Linked DNA regions of Mus musculus: region 1 is linked to region 2. Evidence: chromatin loops called from intact Hi-C (ENCODE). Cell type or tissue: heart. All regions are shown on one strand.

Region 1 (8,000 bases), 68 kb after region 2:
ATATAGTTATGGATCCCCATTTTAAGTCAACATGTTCTTATATATTTTATCATGCAAATTGCCCAAGATGTGCTATTTTTAGGATCCTCCTATATCTTCTAGACACTGCTGATTATGTTTGCATACTTTCGGCACAACAAAATATTCTGAGCTTAATTTGTACCATCCCTGCTCAAGCCACGGAATCAATCTTTTTTCTCTGCTTCTTTAGAGAGGAAAATGTTATAACCTGATATGTCTATTCTTAGCCTGGCACGTAGTCACTTAACAAACAACTGAATGAAGGAAAGCCTGCCTTTCCTGTCAGGCTTGTGAATCATCACAGAAACAGAAAATCACCATTTGACTCTTAGAAAGTGTATCGGAAGTGCCCCTCAGCCACTGCAGTCTACCGGGCATTCAGACCCATCTCCGAGTTCTTCCCTCCTCTCTGATACTTTCATTCCACAAGACTGTCAGTGCAGAAATCTACTACAGTATCAGTGGGAGTCCAGAAAGCACTTGGGGAATTCAAATTCTTTGAACCTCAGGGACCCAACAGGACTGTGCAGGACAGTTTTAGGAAAAGAAGCTGGATCCTCAAAACATTCAGGCAGGGGACAGAAGACAGCACTGACTGGGTACAAGGTCATCAAGGGCATAACTTCCAATGCTGGAGCACCCTCCTTCCCCACTTACAAATATCCAGAAAGGTGTAATGTCTTCTACTGAAGGTCATACAGGAGGAGCCATGGAAATAGAGTCCAAATTCATGACCACCTGACTGCCAGTGCATTCTAGGAGCCCACAGACTCCCACCTCTTTCGTTTTCTCTAAATGTCTGTGTTCCCTACAAATGTTCTTGTCCATTTCCTGTGATTATGACAATACCGCAGACTAGGTAATTTGTAAAGAATAAAGTTTTATTCCCTCACAGTTCTGAAGCCTGGGAACCTGAGGAGCAGCTTTAGGTGACAATCTTGCTGAACAGTACACTGCAGGGTAGCAGATGTGACAAGAAGGATGATGCTAAATTGATCTTGGTAACAGACCAGTTCTTGAGCTAAGTTCTAGCTTTTGTGACTGAGTCACTTGGTACCAATTCTTAATGCCTCACAATGGGGATAAAATGTCACTATAAATTTTGATGGGGACATTGGAGCCAAAGAGGTGGGCAGTACTGTCTCTGAAATGTTTCGACGTTTTCTCTTTAATGAAAATCTAACTCATTTACTTGAGTTTTCTTTCTGTGGACTGGGGCTGGGGGAGGGTTTAGTTTCACCTCCTTAGTGATTAGATATCTGAAGCCTCGTCTTCACAGAGAGGGGATCCAAACTATTTATTCCATGACTTGCAGTGCATTGAGTCAGCTAAGAGCCTTTAAAATACACTGGCGTACTCCCTTCTCCCATTATCTGATTTAACTGGGTTGGCAGTAACCTGGGCACCAAGGATTTTACAAGTTCCTCAGATGGCTCAACTGTAAGGCTACTGCAACAAACCTCTGACAGGCACGATGCAAAGAAATTGGGATGGGCAACAACTAGACAGGGCTTTCTGGCTTGATCAGACATCCTGGAGTCAACCTTACTCTTTTTCCTTCAACGGGCCAGGGTTATTTGGGTCCTAGCTTCTTAAACTGTGGGTCAAAAGTCCATGTGGCCATTGAATGTGCCACAACAAAACATTAATTCATAATCTCCTGTGCTTCTGGAAGCGTTCGCCCATGCTGCGCAGTGAAGCTTCGCTCTAGCTTGCTTCTGACATCAAGTATGTGCACTTTGCCCTATAAGGCGATCAGGCTCCCCAGCACCAGCCGACAATTCCTCAAACACCGGCCTCAGACTCAAGACCATAAGTGAGTGACCTGTGATGTTTTCATTGTATATACAAAGCTTTCCGTGTATAGAAACACAGTAACTTCACTATGGAAAACAAATTTAATTTTATTATTGCCATTCCTCATGGTACAAGTGTTAAATTGGTATACCTTTGCATTGCATTGTTGATGTGTTAGATTTTTTTTAATTGCTATTTAATGTGCTCACCTGGGCTTCATAAAAATATTTAATGAATTTTTGCATGACATTGGGGCAGAGTTTCTATCGATTTCTGAAGCATCCCTAAACGTAATTCTACGATTTCATACTGCATGTGAGCCTGGTATTCTCTAAGTGACATTCTCAGCATCGAAAATTATAAAATCACAGTGTTGAGTAGTTCTGAGATACACTGGAGATGTTCACATCCCATAATAGCAAATGAACACCCAAGATTTTAGTTCTTTATTTAAAGGCAAACAAGTACACCCATGTCATTAGTTGGCAGATTTGAGGTTTTCTTTAAAAATTATATGTATCCCTAAAGAACTGTTTTACATTTATGATTTGTTTAGATTATTTTACCATCAATTTGATATATGGGCATATACTACATGTCTGTGTATGCAGGGTCACAGAAGCATTTCCCAGCTGAGAAGGAAATGTGAGTTGGAAACATTTAGGAGCCCTGATCTAGAAATGGGAAAAAAACCCAACAAAACAGAAGTTTCTTTAAATAAAATTCTAAATTTCAAAAACTAACCTGAACTAAAAATATAACAGAAATGAAATAGCCAAATATCTACCTATCTGTCTATCTATCTGTCTATCTATCTATCTATCTATCTATCTATCTATCTATCTATCTATCTATCTATCTATCAATCGATCTTCCTTCTCTCTCCCTCCCTCTTTTACTCCCCCCTCCCCCTCTCTCGCTTTCTCTCACTGTCTGTCTCTCACATATGAACAGGCAGGCATGTGTGTATATGTGTGCGTGTGCATGCGCACTTTCGCCTCTGTCATATGCCTTGCTTGTAATTCAGATAGCCTCCATTTTGAGAGCATTTAAAGCATTGATTTACAGCTCCCAGTGTGCCTGCTATCTTTCTGTAGGTGTGGCCACAATCACTTCTTTGAACCAGGAAATGCAATGTGGTTATCTGGAGTAGCTTTCAGGGTTATCGCACTTATGTAAGGAACTTGGCCAGTTAGCTTTTAGAGCTTCCTTGTTATCTCGAATGACATCTGCAGAACCGAGAAGAGTTTCTGGTTCTCCAGAGGCCAGTTAGACACATTGTTAGAAGAGTCCACCTGACACAGTACTGGGGGAAGAGTGAAGAAAACAAGTCCATCACAATTCAACCCCCAGTTCAGAAGAGCAAGTGAGAAACCATTCTGGAATAGCACTGGAGGAAAGGCCCAGTCTCACTGAAACAATGATAATGTTTCAATTCATAATACAATAATTATTACTGATAGTAAGTCAATCCAGAATTAGTCCTTACTCATTGCCAAGTTCTCACCAATTGAGTCTCAGTGACTAAGAAACAGAAAGAAGAGTAAACCTGGTTTGAGTCCTTGAGAAGTAGAAAATTCATAACATCTTGATCCGTTATTTTTCTTTAGTCAATGATGAGACACCTTCTAATGAGAGACCATGTCATTGCGCCCAGTTCTAAAAACTGTCAACCCAAAAGTTCAAGCAAGAAATATACTGGGCATGTACCAAAAACCAGGCCACAGATAAGATAAAGCATTATGCTGGCTGACTGCCTGGCCACTCCGCAACTGGCCCTGTGCTTGGTGGAGGGGAGAGATTTGAGTAAGATTTGGCCTCTAGCCTAGGGGTCTACTCTCACCACTGAGCATCTGGGTGGTACTTCACAAGCATTCAGAGAAAAAAATCAGAAGACACTGATTTTTATTTTATTTATTTTATTTAATTTTTGCTTCTTATGGTAGCTAGGTAGAGAGCAAATGCTCACCATCTAGGAATTCAAAAGGGTTATATCATCTTCTTCAGAATTTTAGCTAGAGATGCTATTGTTAGGACCAGTCCTCTGGTGTGGTTTAAGTGTACTCTGATAGACAAGGAAGGAACTACAAAAAGAATCTCAATGGACTGCCAGAGGCAATTTCCTTTTTACCACTTCTGCTCTACATTTCTATTGTCAATGAGAGGCGTTGAGAAAATAAAAGAAGGTTTCTATTTTTTTTAATTAAATTACGTGTATGTATGCTTTCCTGTAAGAAATAGGGGAGGAATATACACATGAGTTCAGGTGTCTCTGGTGGCTTGAAGTGATGGATCTCCTGGAACAAGAATTACATGTGGTTGTGAACCATCTGATGTAGGTGCTGGGAACTGAACTCAGTTCCTCTGAAAGAATAGCACATTACATGGAGCCATCTCTGTAGCCCTTAAAAAAAAAAAAAGTTCTTAAATTAGTCATGTGTCTGAGAGGATACCAGCCTTCCAGAATTTTAAAGAAAAGATTGTTGACTCCGGCAATGATTTGTCTGTCTATAGCCTGGACAGGGAGAATTTAGAATGTCAGGAAATCAATGATGCCTGCTCCTTCATTTCTGAACATGTTTGCTTGTCTCTGATAAGTCAACTCAGTTAATGATTAGTTTAGTGATATTTTGTGACAAGAGTTTTGACATTTTGGTTGTGAGCCTAGCCTTTAATGGTTAACCCATCTCTCCTCCTTGTGACAAGAGTTTTGAAAGCAATCAATACACCAATATGTTATGTCTATAGTAACTCGTGACAGCAGAGACAACCAATCAGAAGGCTAAAGATAGAAACCTTTGTCATAGAGGGTCTTTGAGTTAGCAGCCACTAACTGGGACCCATCTTTGCCTTACTGGTTTTCCTTGTTCCACTGTGGCTAGTCTCTCTTGCACGCCATTTCAGGAAAGCCAGGGATATCCAACTGGGGTTTATTAGCAGAGCCTTCACAACACACAGGGATTTTTTTCCCCCTTCTTTTACATTTGAAATCATAGCTACTTCATAAATAACTCCTTTTATCACAAGTGTGGATGGTCCTGTACAGTTACCTGCAACATGTCAACCATTGTCAACATTATCTAATGTGCTAGACAGAAACTGCTTTGACCTCTAGGTTAACCAAAGTTAACCAGCAAATCTGAGTGCTTTTAAGACTCCTTCCTGCCCCAGCTGCTGTTCAAGCTATAAATTACTACCACTGGGCAGTGACAAGACAGAGTGTCGGGATCCTTTCTGACACTGAACAGTGTATGATTCTCACAATCTTTTCTCAGCAATCAAGCATGTAGACACCATATATAACCCTGAGAAGAGGCCTTCTCAGCAACCTAACCACAGACGAAGAAGAAAATAATCCCCATAGTAACGGAGCACGGGCAAACAGTTCTTGACCACATCTGTGCTTGAGTTCCTCTACCTCAGCACAGCCAGGCCTCATCTGTGCCTAACCTGACCACTTCACTGGCTCTCCCAAGCGCTCTAACATCCCTTCAGCTGTGGGCCCAGAGACAAAGCCTTGATTTATTTTCCTCTCAATGAGAAATTTGTGTCACTAACCTCAGGATGCAGCTTAAGCAGACCTTCCTTTAGGAGGACCTAGGAGAATGAGCCCAGCATCCTAGGCAGAGACGAGCCTTTCTCATACTTCTACCCAAACACTTCTGCCTGGGACACTTCAGCCCCAGACGCTATACTATATTCCAGCGACATCCTTCCAGATTCACTTTTCTTCTTGGGTGCTGCGGCACAGTGCTTTGGAGATCCGAATCAGAGTCCAGAATGACTGACTGATTCCCCTGTGAAGCTGGGTAAATGCTTAGATATTTATTAGATGAGGATGAAGAATGGCTACTTCAAACTGGCGTTTGCTGTTATGATGAATAGGGGAAGGTACCAAAAATGGCTGGCCAAGATGCTGTATAACTGTCTGCTCTTCCCCACTCCCTCTCCGTCAGCATCAGTGTCACCATGCTTACTCTGTATCACTGATTTCTAAGCAGTGTCAGTAGCCTTAAATTCTTAGCCCTCTAAATATCTTGTCTTCCACTCCTGCTTATTCGTTCAGTCTTGAGTCTCAAGGGTGGGGAGGGAGGGGTCCAACTATCAAACTATTGGACTTGATTACTAGTAAAACTATCTGCTAGTCTTACTAGTTTATTACTCTTATTAGTATTTGCCGCAACTGAAAGGAAAGTGACCTCCTGAGCATGCAGTACTAAGGATTTTCACATAAATTTCACTCTGTTTTGCTCCCATAGACAAATGCTGAAATTTTAATCCTGCTATCTGGGGGACAAAGTGCTAATTTTGTTTCTCAGAGGAAATTCCATTTTACATTTTATTTCAAGAAAAATCAAGCAGATTGCTTTTTAAAGGGGTTCATAAAAGTTCTCCACACTCCACCCCAATCTCTCCCAAGTCAAAGAGCTGTAGATAAATGCAGATTGGTAAATTCCTGCCTGGTCAAAATGTAAAAGAATCATGACAAACTGTTCCCTGGCTCCCTCGTCCTTCCTTTGAAAAGATAATTTACAATGTGAGATGGGTTACTTCCCCTTTATATCATCTCAATCCTCTGAAAACTCTATGGCAGGCTCTGTCTGAAAGTCCAATTTCAGCGGGTAGGCCTCCCTCTTAAAGAACTTCTCAGGCCCAGACATTAGACATGGACTGGCTGTCCCTCAAGACCCTGATATCTTAAAAGCAAGGGGGAAAAAATTAAAACAAACTTTTTATAAGACGGAAACCTTGCCAACGCCAACCCAAATATTTTCTTTCTGTGAAATATAAATGTGTTGATTTTGATTCTTCCCAGCAGTCCTTATAAATCAAAGCCAGGGTAAGAATTTGGTAAACAGCCTTATCTGTCAAAAAATCATCCCATAAAAATCCATTTGGGAAATGAGAAAAGTTCGAAGTGGAATGTGCTCTCTTGGCCAGTACTAACACCTAGCGTTTTTCACATGCTTAATGAAGGGGGTCAGATGCCATATTGAGGTCTGTGCAGGTCAGGTGCCCTCTTGACATCATATACAGAGTACGTGAGTTTGGTGTCACCAGCACTGTATTCAACAGAAGACTCTTGTCAATAACAAGTTCAAGGCTCACAGCAGGTGAGGATCAGGGCTGCTGGGTGTAGCTCAGAGCTGGAGCCTTGCTAGAAGTTCTAAGTTTCCATGTTCCCTATGGGTGTGTCCTCCTCATTGTTAAATCCCACCAAGGCCACCTGCTGTCTCCAACAGAACTCCTTGCCACCATCTTGCTCCCCCGAATCTAGCGTCCACAAAGCAGCAGTTACATGGGAATGAAGCAGAGGCAAGACCTGATCCCCATGCCCTGGGGCTCCAGTCAGCCTCCACTCTATCTCTCTGTTCTTCCTCACTCCTGTGGCTCATTGTATATTGGCCATACTAACCCCACGTCAAATGCTCCAGTACTAAACTTGTTTGAAGTCTGCTGTTCAGTTCAAGCAGATAGCCTGTGTCGCCTGGACTGTGTACATTTAACACTCTCAACCACAAGGCATTTGTGAGTGGTGACACAGGCTTTGGCCTTAGCCTTGGATCAGACGCCAACTTAACCACTGAGGACATGACCTTGACTTTCTCACTGAACCTCTCAGAGGCCTAATATCTTCATTTGGCATAGAGGCCTAAGTGTTTTTTCACAACTATAATTAAATTACACATGCAAAGCATTTTATAGTAGCTGGTGCTCAATAAATGCTATATGATCTTTGCCCATAAAAATTCAGGATTTGTCTTTAGCGGTGTTAAAGAACTGAAGCCAGGGCCTTATGTACACTGGTCATGACTATTACTGAGCTACATCCCACAGCCTGGAAGGCAAACTCTTTATAGCCTCTAAACTTGGATTAGAGGTAAAACCTTTGTTTCAAAGAGAACAGAGCAATGATGTTCACAACTTATTGAATACTTATTCTATGTCATATGGTTGCACGAGTTTGAACGCCTTTGGCGGTAAGGCTCATTTCTGGGGAACATTGATTAAATACTGCCTCGAACCAAGCATTTAACTTAGAATCTCACTGACAGTCACATGCATTCGTATGAGCTCTGCTGTTCAGTTCAAGCTTTCTATGCAAAAAAAAAAAAAAAAAAAGAAAAAAAAAAAAAAGATTTACTCTCAAAGACCATCTGATAGGCCAACATCCCACAGAC
Region 2 (8,000 bases):
AGCAAAACAAACAAAACAGGGAGAATAAGGGCAAGCCAGATAGAAGAATAGGAAATACTAGAAGATACAGAAATCCAGTCAGAGATACAGAGGCAAGACAAAGGGGACTAAAATGAAATAAGGCTGGAGAGGCAGGAGGAGCCAGAGCGCCTGGGCTTCATTGTGCCTAGGCCATAGGATCATAGATTAGACAATGCTTAGCATATGGCAAGCCTTAATTAATGCAGCAACTCCATGGTGAGAATCTATTCCCCACATGTACATAGGAAGCTGCTGTCTGCACGCACAGGCAATTACAAGCGTTCTGAATGCTGGGTCCCGAACCCCACAAGCATATCAAATGGTTGTCCAAAAAGGTCATCCAACCAATGGCTCTGATCAGTCCTGGCTTAGGCAGAATCAAATCCTCCAAATAAGGTCTACTAGAATGCACAGGCAGGAAGGTCAGAAATGGTCCAGCCTCACATCTTGAAGCGTTTTCACCATGTGGAACATTTTAAATGAGGAAGGGAAAAAGAAAAGAAAAAAAAATCTTCTTCAGAAATTATTCCAAATAATTAAATGTTAAATCATCACAAAGCAAGCTGGGGATTATTTCAGCCCCTGCCTCGTCCTAATGATCTAGACAGCAGTTCATCTCCAGGAAGATCAGGCCAAGCTATGGGTGAGCTTTTTTTCTTCCTTCCTTCCCTGGCCCATGTTTTCCACTTGGCATACCTTTGTCGATTTCACTTGAAGTGTTCCAGGACGAGGTAGGCACCAGCTCAGCACTGACTGACAACTCTGTTTCTGCAATGAGAAATATGGGGAGGGGGACAGAATCAGGGCATTATTTAATAAGGTCACTTCCGGGTGGGCAGAAGTATTATATTCTATGGGGTTCCCTTCAGAGAGGGACTGTCCCAGTACTATGGCTGTGTTTAAGGGAGGCAGCTCCAGTGATCAGCAAAGGCCCACATCTCAGAAGCTCTCCAAGCTCAGCAAGCTGTAGGCCAGACTTATACTTTACAATTCTACCCTGAGGGTTAAAATGGAAAGAGCTATGTTTACAGAAAACTTTACTAACAGAGACAACCGCATTTTAACAAATAGTGTTGACAAGAAGACCGGCCTTGGACTAATTCACTCAAAAGTCTTATCAGAGGGAAAACAGACAACGTTGTCCTGATTGGTGCTTTTGTTCACTGAATTTATGATGCTGTGAACAGAGAAATTCAGTTCTCGACACTGGCTCTGAAGTCAAAGCAGATAAAAGCAGAGTCATTTGTGGTGACTACACTTAACTGGCAATTTTCAAAGCCACTGTAATTGAAAGCAAATATGCAAATCAAGCATCTGTAGGACATAATGTACTATGAAGATTTAAAAACTTCTCAGTAATAGGCAATGCTACACATAGAATGGTTTTGTTGTTTCTGAAAAGTTCAATCCATGGCAACATTTTACGAACATATTTTAAATAGGGTTGTTATAACACCTTCTTGGGCTATACACAAACAACACAGAGACAATATCATAGAACATTTGTGAATCTGAGAAGGCCAGGGTCATCTAATAAACCACATATAATGTCATCCCACCTTCCATCCCTTGCAAACATCATGAATCTATTATGATTCTTTTTTGCCTATTAAGCTTGACATCTGTACTGTACTCTTTTCAAGACAGTGTATTTTAAGTAGCCACTAAAACCAGGTTTTAATTGGAAGGCAAGCTGAACTTTAATAAGTAGAAGACCAGACATTGGAGCATAGTGCCTGGCTCTACCCACAAACATCCCAGTGGCCCAGGCTGCCTTGTACTAATGGGTATGAGTCCCACCTTATCTCTGGCTTCACCTTTCCAGAAACAAGCACTTTCTTTATTTCCTTACTTACTGTTGAGCATCCACCCAATGACTAGAGATGGTATATGTCCTTGTCATTTTACCAGGGACTAATGTCTGCCCACAGAAACCTTGCAAAGGTTAATTCCAGCCTGCCCATTCATCCAACACTGCAGAAACACATGGGCTATTTGGCAGACTTGAACATTTCCACAGTCCTGGAACACCTAGGACTGCAGACACACACCACACACTCTGCCCATGGCCCGGGTCTGCTTCTTCACCCTGAGATAAAGCCAGCATAGATTCTTTAAGGTAGTAGTTTTCAACTTGTGAGTCACAACCCCTTTAGGGGTCAAATGACCCTTTCACAGGGGCCACATATCAGATATCCTGCCTATCAGATATTTACATTATGTTTCATAACAGTAGCAAAATTATAGTTATGAGGTAGCAATTAAATAATTTTGTGGTTGGGAGTCACCACACCATGAGGAACTGTATCAAAAGGTCACAGCATTAGGAAGGCTGAGAGTCACTGCTTTAAGGGAAACTGAAGGCAAGTGGACATTATATCTACCAGTACGTTACACTCTGATTAGCTCGTTTCCGGCGTCATGGCAAGCTGGCAAAGGGACAGTGAGAGAAGAAAAAAAGCATGCTGGGAAATGCTTGCATGGAACGGGTCTTCTCTCCCTCCCTTCGGAGGTTCCACTTCTTTTCCTCCTGATTGCTGCAGACACCTGCAGGTCTAAGGACACCAACACACTTCACTCAGGATTTCTGTCTTCGTGGGACCTTCTCATTCCATGTTCTTCCCCTAGAAGGAGCCTTCCCGCCACAAGTCCTTTCTTCCCGTCCCTCTGTGTGTCATCCGCGGTGCCAGTCACCTCCTTTCCAGTCCTGCCCAGCCTACATACAGTCCCACTTTATATTTTATAGTAAAAGTCTATTATGTAGTAAGGTCATTTAAAAAAAAAAAAGTAAGGGACTCAGGAAAGCAGCCTTCAGTCCTGCTGTTCCGACAGGACTTGAGAATTTATTATTGAGTTTTTCTAAACAAAGGAAGCCTTGGTTAAGAGATGGAGGTAAATTGTACCGAGTGTTTCCTAAAGCCCAGTTGATACAGCAGCAGTTTTGGAGAATGAATGATCAGAAGGAATGAAAAGACTTGCTTTCTAGAATTTAATGCCTCTAAGTTCACTTGTTCATTGATCCAATGCCTATCCATCCATCTACCCACTCAACAAATATTTACTGAGCTCTGTCCCAGATGAGCCCAGCAGTAGCGCACAAGCTCAAGGCAGCGCTTGCTTCACAAAGCTCGGGGTCTGGAATGGACACAGAGAAATAAAGAATTGAAAGAGTATGAAATAGTGCTGTCAGGGGCTGGGATGGGGGAAGGGTGAGCAGAAGGTAGAAGAGCCAGTCTGGACCCAAAATGCTGCAGCTAAGCCTCCTGTGAGTCCTGGCAAGTTCAGTGATTAGAAAGGTCCGTCCTTGATCTTTTGATGACCTCTCTGGAGGCTGTCTATGAGGAAACAATTGCGAAGACTTGGTGAAGCTGTTACCCTCTCTCTTGTTGCTAGAGGAAGGGCAGTCTCCAGTGGAATATCTGTCCTGAGCATAGATCTGTCTTTAGCTGCACAACTTGGGCACTTCAGAGAGCCTTCTGTTGGAAACAGGGAGTCTTGCCTGGGTTATCTAGCCCTGGTAGATTTTCAACCAGCATGGGGTCATTTGTGCTTTTTATCTCCCTAGCAACATTAGCACCTGCTAGGGTTGGAAGGTTGACCTAACACATTAACACTTGTGCAGCGGGTTCTCAGCTTTCATTTCCTTTTACCGTCTCATTTGTACTTGGTCATGAAGAGACAGAAAAATCATTGTGCATTCAGCACAGTTCTATGAAAAGTTTGATGGCCTCGGCTGAGGTCTCAGGATAAGGATTTGAGCTGGCGGGCTAGCATCCTGACACTGAGCCACAACCACCAAAACGTTTTGTTGTCGCTGGTTTTGGAGATGGGGCATTCATTGCTAGGTGGCACAGGATGATCCTGAAGTCACCATCTTCCTACCTCAGCCTCCCAAGTACTGAGATTACATATGCTAAAATTATAAACATGTAGTGTGCATGGATATATATATGAGGATTTGTATGTGTGGGGTACAAGTAGAGGGGGTACATGTGTGTATCAATGGATGTACATGGGTATGGAAGTCAGAGTTTGACATTGGCAGCCTTCTAAGTAACTGTCCATGTTCATTACGGCAGCAGGGTCTCTTACCTAACACACAGATGGCTGAGTCAGCTCATCAAGCTAGTCAGCTTGCCCGGAGAGTCTCAAGTTTCCTCTTGAGAGCTGGGACTACAAGGGGGACATCATACCTGTGTAGTATTTTACATGAGTCCTAGGGATGCAGACTCCAGTCCTCACACTTTTGTGGTAAGCACTTGTTCCACTGAGCCATTTCCCTAGCCCCAAATAATACAACTAGATACACCTCTGTGAACCAATGTAATAGTGACATCAATAAAATCTTTCTCGTGTTGGAGCCTCAAACAGCATAGTTCTGTTCTAAGCAGCTTAACTCACAACAGAGTTTGACAATTGAATAGAAATAAGAAATAAGTAAAATGGCAATTCAGTAATGCTCAATTTACTACTAATAAGGCAAAACCCAAACTAGAAGTGCCTTTCTACATTAACATGTCAGTCACCTTTACATTTCTCTTGCCATCAATGAGTGGTCTCTCCCTTTCACTCCAATTAGACAGCAGATGTCTTGGGAGCAGGGAGCAGGAAGCAGGACTCAGGCATCCTCTGTGCCCTCTCTGACTTCAGGCAGCTCTAGGCAATGCCAATGTGTGCTAGTGCAGCGGGAAGCAAGGGGCAGGTTTCTGAGTTGGACGATTTCAAATTCTGGCTCTGCCACAACCTGGCCTATGACCTGGGGAGAGTTACTTCACATCTCCAGCACCTCCCTTCTTAAATGGACCTAATTGTGATGATCACAGACTGTTCTCGAGACGATCTGGAGATGAGTCAGATGTGTCAGCCTTCAGCAAAGGGGCTCTGATGACAGTAGATAAAAACTGTTACTAACTACAGACACAGCCAAAGGGTGTTCAACTCCCAACCCTAGCTGAGGAGTGTGTCAGCCAACAGAGATTCTTGGACTGGGCTTTCTCAATCCTTGAATCTCATGGGGGTGAGTCCGACATATTTCATAGCCCAACACTGGTCATTTTCAAACCACTTGGGTGACAAGCTTAAGTGCTGATATGCCTCCTAAGGGAATAAATGATAACAAAATGAACAAATGAATCTAGAACTTTGAAGCGATTTAAAACTCTGAAGGAAAGGGAATTCCAGACTCTTTGGGCTGTGCCTTCCGTGCTGAGATAGCTTCGTGGTTAGTAACCAAGAAACAACCTGGTGTTTCTAGGCGGTCTTTCAAAGCCAAATGTTATTTTCAATTTGGAGCCCCCACCCCCAGCCCCTAATTGCTTGGCCATTAGTTTTGACGCGTGGATTTTAGGCTGGTTGTGGAAGGAGTGCGGCAGAACCGTCTTAACCATCTTCCAGGCTTGCAATGATGGGGGTTTTTGTGAAGCCCTTTGTTAGATGGGCAAATTGGGCACATCCTAAAACTCAAGCCATAATCTACGTGAGGCACAGATAGCGAGAAACAAACCCCCTTTTCAGCCGCCATCCCCAGCCACTTTTAAAGCACTTCCAAAGAGAAGCCCACTTTGGACGCAATTGAGACAGCTATTAAGATTCCAAGCACCTCGAGTAAGACAAGTACCTTGTATTTAGATCGCACTTTCCTTTCAGGAAAGTCAGTACACAGACCAGGCATTATTAGCTCGTGACTCCATATGGGAAGGCCCAAGGCCCAAGATTATCGCCGTCTGATTAGATTTGAGGAAACCCAGACTCAGGCAGAAAGCTTGCCTAAGGTCCCCTGACATGTCATCAGCTGTCAGCAGAACATACCCATGACTTTCCGTTCCCAGCTCTGCTTCAGTCTGGCTGCTGAGAACACTGGCAGTGAGTGCCTGTGTCACTTTTGAAATTGAAGGTGTGTGTGTGTGTGTGTGTGTGTGTGTGTGTGTGTGTGGTTTCCCCCTAAGCTCCATATTGTCAATTCAATTCTTGAAACTTTCCAACAGGTGAAGAGTAAAAGGTGGTTGTGGGGAAGTTTTTACACATATATTGAGTGTGTAATTTGTATCTTCTGGCTGCCTGTGAAAATCACATTTAAATTAATGGGATTGAGGGGTCCCAGGATTAGTACAAATTATTTTAATCTGAGAGGTAAATTCAAGAGGGTTGCTATCATCCTGCAGGATGTAAATGGTTTTCCTTCAGCCACATCAGGCTGGACATGCAGCATCAGGAGAGCTGGTAATTTAAAAATACTTAATTTGCCTCAGATGGTTTCAGTTTAAGTGTTTTATCTGTCCAGACTGGGTTTCCTCTCCTGTGTCTTGATTGGGGAGATCAATAATGAGAATTAAATACAGAGTAACATTAAACAAAGTCCAAACTGAAGCCAGGATCCCTCCCAGAGTCTCTTTTGAATCCCACAGTATTATGCCACCTGTTCCCTTAAGGCACTTGGCACTTTGTAAGGTGACCAGAAGGGTTTTGAGTATTCTGTTTGTCACCAAGTATGTGCATCATGAGGCTAGGGATGAAGTTTTATGTTATTCTCAGAATCTGCCAACTCAGAACTCAGTCAGTAGCCAGCAAATGTGTCCTAAAAGCCACACATGCCTGGACGGGCTTTGGGAGCTATTATAGACCAGCACGGAATTTATTTCTCTGAGGTAGTGTGGTAGACTGTAATGTTGACCTTAGGCAAGGCCCGTGCCCGAGTCTGGCTTTCTTCATGTCCAGCCAGGATACAATTGTGTTGTTTATACATTTTGGCTGGTGGTTTCAGAGGGATTTGATTCCAGCATGGTAAGGTAGTCATGCTGGAGCAGGTTGCTTCATTAATGGCTACAGGAACTTGAGAAGGACCTTTGTCATAGAGCCACTGAGGTGGAACCTAGGATGGTTATTACCTTCGAAGACCTGTCCCCAGTGACCCATTTCTGCCTGTCAAACCCTCCTACTAAAGGGTCCTCAAACATGGGTCTACAAGCTGTGGAAGAAGAGTTTAAAATGTGAGCCAGCACAAGACAGTTCAGATTCGAACAATAATTAGTGTCTTGGGTCTTGTGAAATGTTGGATTAACACCTATTCTGCGTGTTGGCTCTCCTGAGAGAGAAGAGAACTTATCTAAATACAGGGGTCCCATAGCTTATTCCTCCCTGGACCCACATCTTTTTCAGTGATCTTCAATGAAGTGATGGAGTGTACTTCTGCACCATCAAATCTAGATTGCCTGTGACTTATGTTAATTCAGAGTTAACAGAGATCAGACTGGCTCAGGGAAGATAAGAGATCACACAACCATGGAATCAAAGGCTGAATAAATGCTTACTTGACATCACTAACTTTGGGATGATTTGATTAATAAATTATGAGCAATGACCACTTACAATAAGAAAAGAACACGGCTCAATAAGCTTAGAAAGTAATCGAAAGCTAGAAATCCTGAAAATAGGTGAGGTACATCAAGAAGGGCAGCATTTAGAACATGGTTCTTATATTTTTAAAACTCTGTCTTAATCTTTCCCCTTAAAGACAAACAAACAAAAGAGACCAGACTTGAGGGGTTCGTGTATGTTCTGAGGCAAGTTCAAGGTTCTAAAGTAAACGCTGTAAAGAAGTACCTGTCAATGGTGTGAAGTGCTATGGAGAACATCTGAGAACAGAGAGTCACCCCAGTCTTGGAGGACCATGTGTAGAGAGCTTCTGTGGTCATATTTAAGAAAGGAAAAGGCAGGAATCACTTTCAAATGATGATGGACCAATACAGAACTCAAAGTCTAGTCAAACTTGGTGCCATGACTGTTTCCCTGTAATAAGTTTTATATCATACCCTCAGGAGATGAAGTATATATGATTTTCCATGTAATCAACATTTGATCTTAATGTCCATTTGGCCATCAATCTGCCAAGGTTGTTTTTGGATCTAAAAAAAAAAGAAAAAAGCACTGGAAAGGACATTACTTGTACCCATGGCCTCTGCATATAATAAGTCTAGAGCTAC

What was found. Hi-C counts contacts between places; a loop is a spot of excess contacts. Peaks named below come from ENCODE experiments on the same cell type or tissue, not always from the same donor. Only the 100,000 strongest peaks of a DNase experiment are listed, where the experiment ranks them.
Region 1: it touches region 2 in a loop (2.0-fold over the local background); 4 of 42 quality-filtered maps call a loop at or near these places.

What each region holds. Positions count from the first base shown.
Region 1 is chr4:100,227,652-100,235,651 of GRCm38, reverse strand. The region is part of intron 1 of Ror1 (receptor tyrosine kinase-like orphan receptor 1); the gene reads right to left. Among named protein-coding and RNA genes, the nearest start is that of Gm12701, 110 kb to the right of the region's middle. In heart, no CTCF peak of the experiment used is centred here; no DNase peak of the experiment used is centred here; H3K27ac peaks cover 474 bases.
Region 2 is chr4:100,295,669-100,303,668 of GRCm38, reverse strand. It overlaps Ror1 (receptor tyrosine kinase-like orphan receptor 1), which reads right to left. Exons shown (of 9, transcript NM_013845.5): 2 at 718-789. Among named protein-coding and RNA genes, the nearest start is that of Gm35760, 94 kb to the left of the region's middle. In heart, no CTCF peak of the experiment used is centred here; a DNase peak (open chromatin) is centred at 4,868; H3K27ac peaks cover 672 bases; H3K27me3 peaks cover 32 bases.